2 separate regions of the Homo sapiens genome follow, and region 1 is linked to region 2. A link is an interaction called in ENCODE POLR2A ChIA-PET data of the cell type or tissue named here. Cell type or tissue: Panc1. All regions are shown on one strand. Region 1 has its middle 86 kb from the start of USP12-AS1. Region 2 overlaps USP12 (ubiquitin specific peptidase 12).

Evidence for each region. ChIA-PET counts read pairs that join two places held together with the same protein. Peaks named below come from ENCODE experiments on the same cell type or tissue, not always from the same donor. Only the 100,000 strongest peaks of a DNase experiment are listed, where the experiment ranks them.
Region 1: POLR2A ChIA-PET joins it to region 2 with 19 read pairs; 5 of 35 experiments call an interaction of 5 or more read pairs at or near these places.

The regions. Positions count from the first base shown.
Region 1 is chr13:27,035,811-27,043,810 of GRCh38, reverse strand. No RefSeq gene overlaps it. Among named protein-coding and RNA genes, the nearest start is that of USP12-AS1, 86 kb to the left of the region's middle. RefSeq lists an enhancer at 6,815-8,000. In Panc1, no CTCF peak of the experiment used is centred here; a DNase peak (open chromatin) is centred at 630; H3K4me3 peaks cover 612 bases; H3K27ac peaks cover 8,000 bases.
Region 2 is chr13:27,156,621-27,164,620 of GRCh38, reverse strand. All of the region lies in intron 1 of USP12 (ubiquitin specific peptidase 12), which reads left to right. It overlaps USP12-AS1 (USP12 antisense RNA 1), which reads right to left. Exons shown (of 3, transcript NR_046547.1): 2 at 1,698-1,761. Among named protein-coding and RNA genes, the nearest start is that of USP12, 11 kb to the left of the region's middle. In Panc1, no CTCF peak of the experiment used is centred here; no DNase peak of the experiment used is centred here; H3K27ac peaks cover 1,591 bases.

The DNA.
Region 1 (8,000 bases), 120 kb after region 2:
AACTGCCTGAACCCAGGAGGCGGAGGTTGCAGTGAGCCGAGATCATGCCACTGCACTCCAGCCTGGGGGACAGAAAAAAAAAAAAATGAAAACCAAGTTCAGCTTACTAATGATACAGGCCAATTCTATGTCTAGAAACCCGACATTCACTGTGGCTCTTATATTTACTTCAGTTCCTTCCTTCCTTATATTTACTTCAGTTCCTTCCTTATATTTACTTCAGTTCCTTCCTTCCTTATATTTACTCAGTTCCTTCCTTATATTTACTTCAGTTCCTTCCCTCCTTATATTTACTTCAGTTCCTTCCCTCCTTATATTTACTTCAGTTCCTTCCTTCCTTATATTTACTTCAGTTCCTTCCTTCCTTATATTTACTTCAGTTCCTTCTCATGCAGGAATTTTCCTTGGCTGGGAAAGGCTGAGGGAAATTTCTTGTTTGGATCCTTGTCGCATTTCGCGCTCTAATTTTGCTTTTCCTATTCTTTTCTGTGGGTGGCATGCCAGTCCGCATCAGAATGAGCATGTGCCTGTATCCAGGATTTGCATACTACAGAACCAGCTCTGTCATCCAACCTCTTCTAAGCTGACTCATGGAGCAAATGTGCCAGCAGATCCCCATGGCCCGGTGACCACAGGCAGTTTTCCTGCTCAGCTGCACGCTTTTGAGTTGAGTGGTGTTTGTCCCTACATCAGCTTATGCCTGTAATACATGTTATTGTGATTCAGTCATTTAATTACAGATTATGTAAGCAAATTATGTAAACCAATATAATGAGCACAAAAAGAAAGTTGTTTCTTGAAAACTAAGTTGAATGATTTAGAAAGACTCACTAAGGGCAAATTGACTTAAACATTTGCTTTCAATTAAGTGTACGGAAGATTAGGGGAATATAATGAAAATAAGGAAGGCCTCTGTGCTGAAATTGCTTTTCATGAGTCTTTAAGATCTTATGATGCTTCTTTAAAGAAATTAACATTTGGGCTGGGCACGGTGGCTCACGCCTGTAATCCCAGCACTTTGGGAGACTAAGGCAGACGGATCACAAGATCAGGAGTTCGAAACCAGCCTGGCCAATATGGTGAAACCCCATCTCTACTAAAAATACAAAAATTAGCCGGGTGTGGTGGCGCGTACCTGTGATCCCAACTACTCGGGAGGCTGAGGCAGAAGAATCGCTTGAACCCGGGAGGCAGAGGTTGTAGTGGGCCGAGATTGTGCCACTGCACTCCAGCCTGGGCAACAGAGCGAGACTCCATCTCAAAAAAAAAAAAAAAAAAAAAAAGAAAAGAAAAAGAAAAAAGAAATTAGCATTTGGCAGTGGTTCATGCCGTCATGCCTGTAATCCCAGCACTTTGCCAGGCTGAGGTGTGCGGATCACCTAAGGTCAGGAGTTTGAGACATGGTGAAACCCCGTCTTTACCAAAAATACAAAAATTAGCCAGGTGTAGTGGTGCGTGCCTGTAGTACCAGCTACTCAGGAGGCTGAGGCAGGAGAATCACTTGAACCCAGGAGGTGGAGGTTGCAGTGAGCCGAGATCGTGCCACTGCACTCCAGCCTGGGCGACAGAGTGAGACTCCATCTCAAAAAAAAAAAAAAGAAAAGAAAAGAAAAGAAAAGAAATTTACATTTGGCAGTGGTTCATGCCTGTAATCCCAGCACTTTGGGAGACTGAGGTGTGTGGATCACCTAAGGTCAGGAGTTCGAGACATGGTGAAACCCCGTCTCTACTAAAAACACAAAAATTAGCCAGGTGTAGTGGTGCGTGCCTGCAGTCCCAGCTACTCGGGAGGCTGAGGCAGGAGAATCGCTTGAACCCAGGAGGTGGAAGTTGCAGTGAGCCAAGATCATGCCACTGAGCTCCAGCCTGGTCGACAGAGTGAGACTCCATCTCAAAAAAAAAAAAAAAAAAAAAAAAGACATTAACATTTGAAATTGTGGCGAATGCTTTCTAGGTGGAATTTATGCAAAAAAGGGGGCAAGCTCCCTAGTGGAGGCACCACACTCAAAGAAAGGCTTTGGCCCCACTCAAAATACTGGCAAGTGAATTTCCATATGTGTGTTTTAAGTTAAAATAAAATGTTTAAACTATTTATATAATTTTTTTATCATTGATTCATTCATCCGATGCCTATTTTATTGGGTGTCTGCTATGTGTTGGTATTCTACGTTCTGGGAATGCAGAAATGAATGAAACCAACAAGGCCCCTGCCCTCTTAGGATTTCCATTCTAGGGAAGGAGCCCGCAGCAGACAAATATGTACTCTGTCATATGTGATACATTGCATCATGCACGTGGATGCCCTGTGCAGGTAGGTGGAGAGACAGTGATGGGTGAAGAGGCTGATGTGGTGAGCATCTCTCTAAAGAGGAAGCATTGGAGCAGAGATGGAAATCAAGTGAGGGCTGGGGAGCTAGGCCGAGATATGGGGCAGAAGGACCTCTGAGGGGAAGCCCCGAGTTGGGCCTGGGCTGATGCATTTCAGGAAGAGCCAGGGGGCAGCCTGCCTGGAGGGGCCGATGGGAGGTCAAGAGCAGGGTTGAGAGCAGGGAGACTGCAGGGCAGATGGCTCAGGCCTTGGGGATCCTGGCGAGGACTTTGGCTGTCATCCTGAAAGCCATGGAGAGCCCTGGGGTGTTCTGCGGAGGAGACTGGCCAGGTCAGGTCTGTTTTATTTTCAAAGGTCACCCAGGATGCTGTATGGAGAACTGACTGGAGCGGGGCAAGAGTGGAAGCAAAAAGTCACAAAGGGAACAGAGAAGGACCAGTGTAGGGTCCAGGACTTCCTGGAAAGGACAGTGGGAGACTGTCCAGGTGCGGAGTGTGGGTGGGAGCATCCAACCCCAAAAGGTGCCCTGGAGGCAGAAGCTTCCAAGGACCATGCAGACAGAAGGAGGCTGCAGGGCTGGAGGAGGCGGGAAGGAAAGGAGGTGAGACCCACAGTCCTCGCCCTTTGCAGTAGCTGGAATGGAAAGGCAGGAGGGACGAAATGGGGCGCAGGGAGGATGTTATCAGGGAGGAGGGAGGCCCTAGTTGTGACTGGGGAGAGGGACCCGCCTCCCCGCTGTTGGGCCCAGCTAGCTGCACCCCGCTGGACACAGGCCTGGCCACCTCTCCTACACGGAAGTTGAAGGTGGAGTTAGCTCCATTTACTTCCACAAGAGAAAGCAGAGCTTGATTTCACTGTTAAAAGCCATTTTCCCGACCTGAGAAGTGTTGGGCGCTGTCTCCTTCCTGTCTTCTGCCCTGTGGCTTTCTTTTCCCTCTAGTGAGGAGAGCAGAGTAAGGAGATTTTTTTTTTTTTTTTTTTTTTTTTTTTTTTTTTTTTTTTTTTTTTTTTTTTGGAGACGGCGTCTCGCTCTGTCGCCCAGGCTGGAGTGCGGTGGTGCGATCTTGGCTCACCGCAAGCTCCGCCTCCCGGGTTCAAGCAATTTTTCTGCCGCAGCCTCCTGAGTAGCTCCCAAAGTGCTAGGGTTACAGGCATCAGCCACCGCGCCTGGCCGAAGCCTGCTTTTTGTTAGTCTCTGGGGCAGACCTGACTCGGGCCAGGGAGCTCTGGGGAGCCTGTGGTCGGGCCTGCGGAGCGTCAGGGAGCACGGGCCTGCGCCCTGGGCCTCTCCTGCCCAATTTTGGCAGTCACTGTTGGAGAATGCAGCAGCTGAGCTCCTTGTTGGAGGAAAATGAGCCTAAGGCTTATTTTCTCAGGCTTTAAGTAAACGCTCTGCGGTTTAAAAGCTTTTGGAAAATGCCTGTTTATGGGAGTCTATTTTATGTACAGGTGTCAGCAATCTATCTGGAGAAAAAGTGTTTCCTGGAAGCCTAGGAACATGGCTGGGACCCCCGGGTGGACGGGAAATGCCTCAGCTCCAGCTCACTTTTAGGGACCAAATAGTTCTGGCTGAGGAATGGAAGGAGCATGGTCGGGGGATTTTACCCCAAAGGCCTGGCTCTAATATTTTGCCCTGTTTGCCTCCACCTTTGGGACTGGGCTTTGGGAACAGACAATGCCACAGGGTTGAAGAGCCTGAGTGTCTGAATCTTGCCCTGTTACAGCCCTCTCTCCCCTTGATGTCCTCAAGACATGGAGGTCAAGGCAAATGTCTGCTTTGGATCCTGATAAGCTAATGTGGACCGTGTTGAGAATGCCTCTTTATTGGGCAGGCTGGGGGCCCAGGACCAAGTCACGTGGCTGTTCCCCCAAGCCCACGCATACATCTTTCCGTGGGAGGAAAAGCCTATCTGGGAAGAAGCTGCCCACCAGGAAGAGCCAGGGGCTGGGAGCCTTCACCCCAGGACCTGAGACATGGCAGGTCTGGACCAGCTGCTACCTAGACCACCTGGGGGTAGGGGAGACCCCCATAGATGGGGAGACCGGAGGCTCCCTTGCCTCTCAGCAGGTGGAGGGAGAGAAGAGAGGCAGAGCTTCTCTGGGCAGGACAGTCCCAGCCAGGGGCACTCGACCCCGTTGGCCCCAGCCTTTCCCACATTTTTGATAACATTGTTTTTATTGGTAAATACGCCTCACATACATAAACTTGCGTAAAAGTGTGTGTCCAGTTGAATGAAGAATTATGATGTGGACACCTGGGTAATACTCCTTAGGTCAGGAACTAGACTAGAACTTGCACCCTGGAAGCCCCTGGGTGTGTCTCCCCGGCCAAACCCTTCCTCCTTGCAGAGTCATCATCCTCCTAGCTTTTAGGATGGTCATCTCTTTTCTTTCCTTTATAGTCTGATCGCTTATGTATGTATTCTTAAACAATGCACTTTAGCTTTGGCTGTTTTTCAGCTCTATAGAAACGGAATCATACTCTATGGATTCTTTTTTTTTTTTTTTTTTTTTTTTTTTTTTTGAGATGGAGTCTCACTCTGTCTCCCAGGCTGGAGTGCAGTGGCGCAATCTTGGCTCATTATAACGTCCACCTCCTGGGTTCAAGCAATTCTCCTGCCTCAGACTCCTGAGAAGCTGGGATTATAGACGCCCGCCACCATGCCTGGCTAATTTTTGTATTTTTAGTAGAGGTGGGGTTTCACCATGTTGGCCAGGCTGATCTCGAACTCCTGACCTCAAATAATCCACCCACCTTGGCCTCCCAAAGTGTTGGGATTACAGGCGTGAGCCACCGTGCCCGGCCTGGGTGCTTTTATCTTGCTTCTTTCCTTCAACATTGCTTTTTGAGATGCATCTATATGTGTGGCTTAAGTTCACTGAGTTTTCATTGCGGTATAGCATTTTCTTGTATGAATCTGCCACAACTACTTATTCACTTCCCTGTAAATGGAAAATTGGCTGTGGAATGGGTTGTTAGCAGTGGACAAGGCTGTGATGAATATTTCTGAGGGTGAGTCACTGTGCACACGTGCTCAAGTTTCTCTATAGTCTGCACCTAGAATTGGAAGTTCTGGATTTCCATATCCATAATTTTAAACATAATGCCACTCTTTTCCAAAGGGATAAATTGGGTTGTCCAAATCTTCATGGGTTTGTCTATTTATCATTTTAGTTTTGTCATTTTTTTGCTTTATATATTTTGAAGCTATGTTATTAATACATAAAATTATATCTTTTGGTGAATTGAGCATATTCAAAAACACTTTTGGCTTACATTCAAAAATGTCCCTAAGAGCACTGTGCACTGCCAACACTGAGCAAGAGCCCCGTGTAGAAAACTCACCAAATGGTATCTTCGTATCATTAAGAAGTGACCCAAATGATCTCTGCTAATGCCTTTTGCTTTTAAGCCTATGTTGTATTTGTAACAGGATCTTGGGAAAAAGAGACCACAGAAGAGCAAAGTTGGTAAGTGTGAGCCATAGAAGGTTGGAGAGAGGAGCAAGGTTGCTCCCCAGTGAGGTCTTGGCCCCTCTCCCTTCTCTTCGGAGATGGCATCTTATTATAATTCCTCCAGGCTCAGGGATACAGAAGTGTCCTCAGTTCTCTCCCTCAAGGGAACTGGAATGAGGCACAGGAGGTGGAGCAAAACCTTGAGGACAGCCACGTGCACCTGCCGGTTCCCAGAAGCTGAGCAACAGAGACCCAGCTGTGCACAGCTGTGGCCTCTCCACATGCTCACCCGCCACCCCAGGGGAGTTGGTGGCTGGTGCCTCCCTCCCTGAATTTTTTCCTTGCGTGTTGATTTTCCTTGAGCTCTGGGTGTGAGAATGCTCTCAGGTGCTGTGTTAGAATGATGTGCTTCCTCTCAGCTCACACAGAGGGCCAGATATTTGTCAATTTTGTTGTTCTTTCATTCATGTATGTATTAGTCAATCAGTCAACAAGTATTAATTGAGCACTGCTCTGTGCAGGCATTGGGCTGTTCTGGTTCTTCTTTTTGAGTTTCTTGGTCGCTGTTTATGGACAGTAGATAACACTGTGTTTGAAAGGCCAGAGATGCACTCTGAGGTCCTGCGGTGGCCAGGAAGGCTTTGGCCAGTTAGTAGGGGAGGGTGAGCAAGGGAGGTCTCCCCACTTCCTCGGACTCTTCTCTGTGCAAGTCGGAAACCTCTGATGTGAACATTTCTTGCTACAGGATAACTCTGCTCCTGAGAACCAAGAAGGCTGGTGACAGGAAAATGCCCCCCTGAAGCTGGCTGGGGATCTCACTTAGGGGTGACATAAAGTGAGGGATGTGCTGCCAAATGTCCTTGATTCTTTCTCCCCAAACTAACAAGATCTTAATTAAGCTTCACTCCGGCAGACAATTCAGAGATAAGCTAAGTGCCAGTTGCCGGGGCGCTTCTAGAGGCCAAGGCTTTAACAGCCACCATCCAGTCATGGGAAGACTAGGACTGGGAAGTGGAATTTTATTGCCAAAGTGGGATGCTTTTGAGAGTAAAAGAGGTGCTATTAATACGTATACAGGAATAACAGCTGTAAACCAGAACTGTCTTAGGCAAACTGGGATGTATGATCCCCCTTTCTAGAATGGTGTTTTTCAGAAGCACTCTGCAATGCAAAAAATGTAGTCTGCTTTTCGGCATGTAACTCAGAACTCCTGCTGATGAACAGGAATCCTCCAAGACAAATCTGACTCCTGCTTCCATTTCCCCTAGAGCACAGAACAGGAGCACAGCCCCAGATGCTGCTGGGTTGGGGCCACTTTATAAAGCCCCTCTGGACCTCCAGGACATGGAAAAGATGCATGCAATGCTCCCCTGGGGAAGTAGCAACCAGCCTGGAATCTCAGGGACTCTTTGAAGATGTGCGGGCAGGAGGGAGGAAATTCTTGTAGCTGGGTGGGGTCAGAACACAGGCCTTTGCTCCACACTGACATTTTCTTCAAAGGTCAAGAATGTGTTTGGGCTTTGTAGATGTTTTGCCAGAATATGATTTAGGGGAAGTTCCAAGCCCGGAGATTCAGTTTTTAAGTCGGCTGTCTTCTGTTTCCATGCCACAGTGCATTCATTGATAGTATTTTTAGAAAAGGATCTTTGAAAATGGGAAGGCAGGTATGACAGCAGGGTGATTCATTGGCTGTGCCTCTGCACTGGATGTCTTGGGGGCTGGGCATGAGGTCCCGGACGCGTGTGGATCACAGAAGGGCATGGGCTGGTACCATGAAGCAGGCAGGAACCCAGAGCACTGCAACTGCGCTGTGAACTCTTAGGTAGACCAGAGAGGTGAGGCGGGAACCTGGAATTTGGATGTACTTGCAGAGCTGGGATGGCGCTGACACAGCCTCCTGTGTCACAGCTTCCATCTCGGTGCGCGGGTCAGAATGAGCACCAACGCACACGCAGGATCATGACTCACCTCCCGCCTGTCCCCCCTTGCCTTGCTGTCAGGCCTTACTGCTGAGATACCACGTGTGTAGTTCTATGTGTGCTTGGGCACTCAACAGAGAGAGAGCTGAGATCTGCTCAGCTTTCTACTTAGCCAACGAATGTCCCACCTTCTGAGACTTCCCAGGTGCAAAACCCAGCATTCTCCTCCTAGTGAGAGGCAGCTGCCCTGCAGGGATGGACAGGCACTAGCTGACCCTCCAGGCTGAGGCGATGAC
Region 2 (8,000 bases):
GGCAGTTTATATACATTTATTTAGGAAGAAAAACTAGTAAGTCTTTGCTTTCTCACAGCAAAACTCGAAGACTTTTGTGATAGTGTAAACTATAAGAAATTTAATGTAGAGCACCACTGTGTGAGGTGGTATAGCCCTCTCTGTTCCTTGGCTTATGCTTTGCTGCTGCTTCTCTTTCAGAAGGACCATTAGCTTCTTCTAAACAGTATGTTATGTCTAAAGAAGAGATGTGTAAGCTTGCTTTATTTATCTGTAGTGAGCCACATGTCCAAAGCTACGTACCAATAAAAATTTATTTCCAACTGAAAACAAGAAGTAGATGTTTATTTCAGTGATAATGGACAGATGTTCTTAACTGAAATGCTTCATGGGTAGAGGAAGCATCCACACATTCTCTACTTGTAAAGGGTGGTTTAAATCATAATATCTTTCAGTAGAGTTAGAGTACTGTTGCCTTTGATTTTATTTTAGTGCTTTTTATTTTAGTGACCTACTAAGCCTCTACCTGATGCTAGTGATTTTTTTTTTTTTCCTTTTTGTAGGGATAAAGAGTGCTTTTTCTAAAGTATTTTGAGGAAGGATTCATGGAGACCTACATTATATCGTGCTGCATGTAGGTTCTGAGAACATGAAGACGACTGTGATAAACTCTGGTCTTATGGAACTTCCCATTCAGTGTGTCTTGAGTGGGTTATAGTTGTGCTGAGGAAGTAGTCCTCTTGACCCCTGGGAAGCCTGGAGGTATCTGGGTTGATAGGAGACCCTTAGCCAGTCCCTTTCTGGTGAGAGCAGACATACCTGTCTTACCTGTAGCTTCTTTTCTTTTTTTTTTTTCTTTTTTTTTTTTTTTTTAAGACAGGTCTTGCTCTATTGCTCAGGCTGTCTCCTACATTTAAACCATCCTCCTGCCTTGGCCTCCCAAGGTGCTGGGATGACAGGTGTGAGCCACTGCACCTGGCTATGTCTGTATTCTTGTGGGCTTTACATATACTATTTTCTCTGTGTGTCCTGATGAGAAGATTGAAAACCAGCTCTACTTACAGTATTGTAGAAGAGGATGGACGTATAAAACAAATGCATGCAATGAGATGTTTTTCTTATTGGTATAAGTAATGGTAATTATATGTGAAAGAGAAGGTGGTTTTGGGAGAGAGAAGAGGGCTTCAGGAAAAAGCTTCTTAGAAGAGAGTTGAACTTTGCAAAATGAATGGCCTTTATTATGTGGACATGGAGGGATGGGATACCAGATGTAAATAGATAATGTGTTACTCTTAGGCTCTGTAGGTGGTTTGGCGTGAAAGCGGGTCTTGTGAACAGTAAGGCTGGAGAGTAGGAAGGGGGCATATTTAAAGAAGTACCAGGAGTTTACCAAGTATTGATTCACATTAAAATGATTATTAAAGTGTGTGTTTAGCCTGAGGAAATGTAAGTCCAGAGGACAGTCATGAGGATATAAGAAACAATGGAGTTGGTAAAAATATGCTGGTAAATTGAATTACATTGATTTTTCAAAATTTGCTTGTATTTTTTTTAAGAAGAGAAAATGACAACAAAACAAGATGGATGGGGTACAAGGACAGTTCAGTGGGTTGTTAAAACTTGTTAAGGGCCTCCTTGTTTAAGAGCCAACTAAACAACCACTATTGGAAAATTTTGGATTGTATATACATGTTAAAAAATTAAGGATAAATACACACCCACACAGGGAGTGAATTTTCTTGCTTCCGTAGCAGCAGACATTTAAACGTTACCATTCAAACTCTGAGGGAAGGAAAATAGGAAAAACAAAATGAAAAAGAATGACAGAAAACACAGGTGGAAGAAATAAGCTCTTCTAGTTCATTAATCATAATAATCCAAATGGTTCAAACTTACTTTCATTGTATTAAAGGAACTATCAGAATGGATAAAAAACAAAATATTGCTCAATAAGAAACCTACCTAAAATGAAAGGGCAATCTCTTTAACAGTAACACGATAGTATTGTCACAACTAAGAAAATTAACAATAGATTTTTTTTGAGGTATTTCAAAAGCATTAATTTTATTTTGTTGTTGTTATTAGTCTTTCTCTATCTGTCATCTTGAAGATCCATTCAGAATTAGGAAAGGTTAGGTAGTATTAGCCCCATTTTCACAAAATGGAAAAGGAAGCTTAAAGTCAGCCCTGCAGCAGCTAGGGATGGGGTCCAAATTTCTAGACATGCAAACTCGTTATGACATCTACAGGGCAATGTGTTGCAGGTTTGATGGTTGAGACAAAATTACTCCTTTTCAAACAAGAGATTGGGGAATTTTTATTCCTGACTTTTCGGCTGCATATCTGTGTGTGTGTGACTTTGAGTCCTCACTAATTATTTTCACTTGGGTAGGCCGTTTAACTGGTTTCAGTTATGAAATGGAATAATAATTTCCCCATTAGATCAGATGAGATGACACATGTGAACGTCCTTTGTACTATAAATACATATCAACATCACCCTTACATGGTCATTGTTGGTAAGACTCCATGCCCTCTTAAGGAAAGGATGGAAAGCACATTAAGATACTGTGGACTGTAGGAGTTGTAACGGAGCTCACAAGTTACCTTTGACAAAGCGTAGTCATTTCAAAGTTTGAAAATGAGTATTTTAATGATCCATGAAGCAAAGTTTTAGATTACCCTTAAAATCTTTACTATGTTAAAAATGTACAGTTAATGAGTGGCTTTTTAATTTTTTTTTATTTTTTTTTATTTTTTGAGACAGAGCCTTGCTCTGTTGCCCAGGCTGGAGTGCAGTGGTGCAGTCTCGCCTCATTGAAACCTCTGCCCCCCGGGCTCAAGCTATCCTCCTGCCTGAGCCTCCCAAGTATCTGGGACTACAGGCACACACTACCATGCCCAGCTATTTTTTCTTTTTAATTAATTTTTTTTGTAGAGACAGGGTTTCACCATGTTGCCCAGGCTGGTCTCAAACTCAAGTGATGTAGCTGGCCTCCCAAAATGCTGCAATTACACGTGTGAACCACTGCACCTGGCCTGTAGTTAACTTCTGATGGCAGTAAACACTGCAATTCCCTATTAGTAACATTTTTTTTTAAAGGTATAAAATTATAGTGAGTAAATTGCCTTTATTTCTACAGTATTGGTCTACCTGGGTTTTTCAGGGATCCCTGAAAAGAGACTTTCAAAATTAGAGCCCATCTGGGCACAAGTAAAATAAGTCATAAAGTACTTAAGTTGTAGGGGTAAGGAGACAATAAAATACAAGGCTTTTGTTCTTTGGAATGGAAAATGCATTTATAATTTGAGATTCTGTAGATGAACATTTATTCTGCTTTGTATGTGATTATCTTAGTCCAAAAATCTAGCCGTTATAACTTTGAAGAAATTATTTCTGCTGTTTCTCTGGCATATTGTTTCACAATTTTTCTTTGCTGATGTTGCAAAGGTTCCCTGTTTGTTTAATTTGCTTAATGAAGAGACTCATATGCAGGATGGTTAAGGTGGTACCTTGGGGGTAGTAGCTGGGACTTTGAAGTTTGCGTTAGGAGGTATATCTTAATAGAGCAGGGGGATTCTCTTTTCCACAAAACGGGATATAATGTTTAGAAGGTTTCAGACTTAACGGCCTTGAAAGATGACGCTTTGTGGAGGGGAACGCTACACACTGGGGCCTGTGGGGAGGATGGCGGGAGGGAGAGCATCAGGAAGAAGAGCTGATGGATGCTGGGCTTAACCCGGGGAGATGGGTTGAGCTGTGCAGCAAACCACCATGATACGTTTACCTGTGTCACAAACCTGCACATCCTGCACATGTACCCTGTAACTTAAGGTTGAAGGGGGAAAAAAAAAAAAAAGAAACATGATGCTTTGGTTCTTTTAAGAACAGGTGAGGAATAGGAATCAAGTGGTTTCACTGTTTGTTGTTTGATGGACCTAGAGGTTTAAAGCTGATAATTTCTTCAGACTGATGTGCTCAGGGTTTTTATGTAAAGGTGGACAAAATTTGGAACAAATTTGAAACATCAAAGGCTCAAAAACTAGATACAACGGACCAAAAACAAAACCAAAAATATTGTGCTTTTGGTTCTGCTAGGCAAATTAGAATCTTTTCATTGTCTGGTGTTGCATTTTTTTTTTTTTAAAGACAGTTCACTTTTTTAAAGTTTACTGGTTAGTTTCATTTGTTTTTATTGCATTTTTTTTTTCAATTTGAGGAGGCTTATATCTCCTCCACGGGGGACCCTGCTGAACAAGGACCTGCCATTGTCATGTGACTGGTTAAAGCAGAGGCCTTCACTTAACTTGGCAAATGAAAAACTAAAAGGAAGCAACTTTTACTTCTGGTTGTTTTCTCACTATACACATCAAGCCTTAGCCAGATAAAAATGCTTGGATATTTGTATCATTGTCTTAGTTGGAGACATTATGTTGCCCTTTTTAACTAAAAAGATACAAGTGAAATCTGTCACCTTTTTTTGTTCTCTGTTTAGTTTCTTTCTTTATTGAGTTTTTCCAGCTTTACTGAGGTATAATTGACACATGGTATGTATTTAAGGTGGTATTTTCGTTCTTTAAAGACTGCACAGTTGCCTTTGCTCAGGTTACTCCTCCTGCCAAGTGTTCGCAATTCCGCTCTTTCAGGTTTTTACTTCCTTGTGTCCTTAAAGCTTCTCTTCTGTTACACATTTTCATCCCAGATGTTAGTTGCTTTAATAGTCTACTTTCTTTCCTTTTCATCTCTGAAACTGGGTTGTAGTTATTATACCATTTCAGTGCTAATAGCCTACCGTGATGTTCTTGCCATTTTATGTTAATGATGACTTAGGTCATCTTCCCTGACTTGTAAAGTTGAATGTGACATCTGTAATTTTAGCTTTCCCAAGGAACTTATATAGGAGTCTGACATTTATTGAGTGGCTACTTGGTGATGCTATTGCTAGGCATTTCACAGATTCAGATCTCACAATGATAAAAAATAAAGGTGTAGGAAAGTTTGAGTTTAGATAAATGTATAGATGATAAATCTAGAACAGACTGTTAAAGAGAGTTAGGATATTTGGGTACATTTTTGGTTGACATCCAAGTTAACAAGGCCCTCTGCAAATGTTACTGGATATTGATAGAGAAGGCTGGATTGAATAGGTGTGGCCTAGTTGAGAAATGAAATTTAATGATAGAACACTTGTAAAACACCAGAATTATATGCCTGATGCAAATGGAATGGTGTTTGAAAAATCTTATTTTCTTCCTGACATTTTTAGGAACAGCCTGTGTTTAATATGGACTTTGAAATATAATGTCATGGTAACTTTTAGAAATGGGGTGGTAGATACGCCCTTGTAATTTAGTAATTGATACATTGTTTTTTGAACTACCAGAGTGAGGATTTTAAAAGAATTAAATTATTCAGGTTTAACTGTATATACTCTTAAAGAAAAATGTGATATCTGATTACCTTAGAAATGGTAGTTTCTTTTAATTTTGCAATTTTAGAAGTTTAAGAAAAACCAAACCACTTACTATTTTTAAAACTGCAAAATTGTGTGAGTTTAAAAAATTCATTTCTTACAAGGAAGAGGGGCCGCCCTTTCCCAAGAAGTAATTGCTAGAAAGAGTTGGGATATGTGTGTGTTTATTGCCAGACATTACCTGTGCATATACAAACATGAGGTATTGTGTGTGTGTCACCCCCACTCCCCCCAAAATTTAAAACTGCAGGTTTATTTGCTTTTTCACCTAACAGTGTATATTTTTGGTTGTCATCATGTTTCATTCCATGTCAAAACTCTTGTGTGCATTTTAATTTCCCATGATCTTCAATGTCTATCATATTGAAAGGTTTGGTTATATAATACTGTTTGCACATTTTCATTTTATTAAACAATAATTTTATTAGTTTCCTAGGGCTGCCATAACAAAGTGCCAGAAACTGTGTGTGGATTATAATACTGTATTGTTACTGTACCTTTTCTACGTTTAGATGTGTTTAGAGACATGAATACTTACCATTGTGTTACAGTTACCTACAGGATCCAGTACAGTCATATGCTGTACAGGTTTGTGGCCTAGGAGCAAGAGGCTAGACCACATAGCCTAAGTGTGTAGTGGGCTGTACCATCTAGGTTTGCGTGAGTACACTCTATGACATACGCACCATGATGAAATTGCTTAACAGTCAATTTCTCAGAATGTATCCCTGTCATTAAGTGGTGCATGCCTGTAACAGAAATTTATCGTCCTAACAATTCTGTAGGCTAGAAGTCCAGAATCAGGATGTCGACAGGGTTGGTTCCCTCTGAGGGCTATGAGGAGACTCTCTTCCATTTTCTACCCTAGCTACTGGTGGTTTTCTGGCAGTGGATGCATCATTCCAATCTTTTCACATGGCATTCTCCCTGTGTCTCTGTCTCCATTTTGTCTTCCTTCTATGCCTGTGTCCGAATTTTCCCTTTCTACACAGACACCAGTCACACTGGATTAGGGTCCACCCTAATGACTTCATTGTAACTTGATTACTTCTGTAAAGACCCTATTTCAAAATAAGGTCATATTCTGAGATATTGGGGCTTAAGACTTAAACGTACCTTTATTAGGGAACACAGTTCACCCAGTAAAACTAATGGCGCAATCAGGTCCATTGCAATTAATGTCAAGGAATATTCATTAAGTTGGGTTATGTGCTAGACCCTAGAGATTCAAAGCTGTTTAAGTTCCAAAGGGCTTGCAGTCTAGTTGGGGAGACCAGCTTTGTGTATAATAATGTAAACTGATACAAACTTGATAAGCTGTATTTTGATGTGTACAGGGAAGACAGACTGGTATTTGGAGTGAGGCCTGCATCAGTTGGAGAAGGAAGGCTTTTGGGAGTGGTGGGGAGGGAAGCTTGGTGGAATTTGAAAGGTAACTTGGAGAAAAATGAAGAGGACAAAGGTCCTGGCGAGGAAGTGAGAAGTGAATTAAAATAACAAGAGAGAAATAAGGTTAAGTGATTAAAATTACTTACATGATTTAATGTTTCAGTAATTTTGTCCTCAAACTTGTTAAATTGATTGGGTTCATATTGGTTTAGGGAAAAATCTTCTATAAACTTATATTTTTTTTAAAAAAAGGCATGTATATGTTGTTAAAAATCACATTTGTAGCTTACAGAACTCATTTTTGCTAAAAATGAGCTAATGAAAAGTACTTCTGATACAGCGGGTAAAGGAAAGTGGGAGAGATCATACCTAGAACATCCACTTTTTCCCAAAGTAATGACGGGGAATTATGTACACCTCTATATAATGACGGGATTATATACACCTCTTTGTGATCTTAGGTCCATTTCAACTACAGCATTCTGTTTTTTAGCTTAATGTATGTAAAACTTATCAAGCAAAAAGGGATCAGAAGTGGTTTTCTAGAAAATTTATTGAAAATAAAAAACCAACAAAACATGATTACCACATTAGTGAAAATAACTATTACGCAGAATATATTTTTGTAACATACCTGCTGTGAAGAAACTTCACCAATGTCAGTATTTACATTTCAGATTACTTTGTTATTATTAGTTCATTTTTTCCAAACAAAAACTGTGAAATCTATGAGATGGACCCATAGAGAGGAGTAGTCTGTTTTACAGGTAAGGAAATTAACAAATAGATTATTTCAGACTCCAGTGATTTGATTTTAGGATTCTGCCTGAGACCTCTCCGTATTTAGTCTAGTGCTTTTGCCGCCGGATCATGCTGTTACTAATGTAGGTGTAGATGCTTCTTCCCCCTAAAGACAACCATAAAATCATTTTTTCTCTCTCTCTCTTTTGTTTTTTTGAGACGGAATCTTGCTCTGTCGCCCAGGCTGGAGTGCAGTGGTGTGATTTCGGCTCACTGCAACCTCCACCTCCCAGGTTCAAGCAATTCTTCCTGCCTTAGCCTCCTGAGTACCTGGGATTACAGGTGCCTGCCACCATGCCCAGCTAATTTTTGTATTTTGTTTAGTAGAGATGGGGTTTCACCATGTTGGCCAGGCTG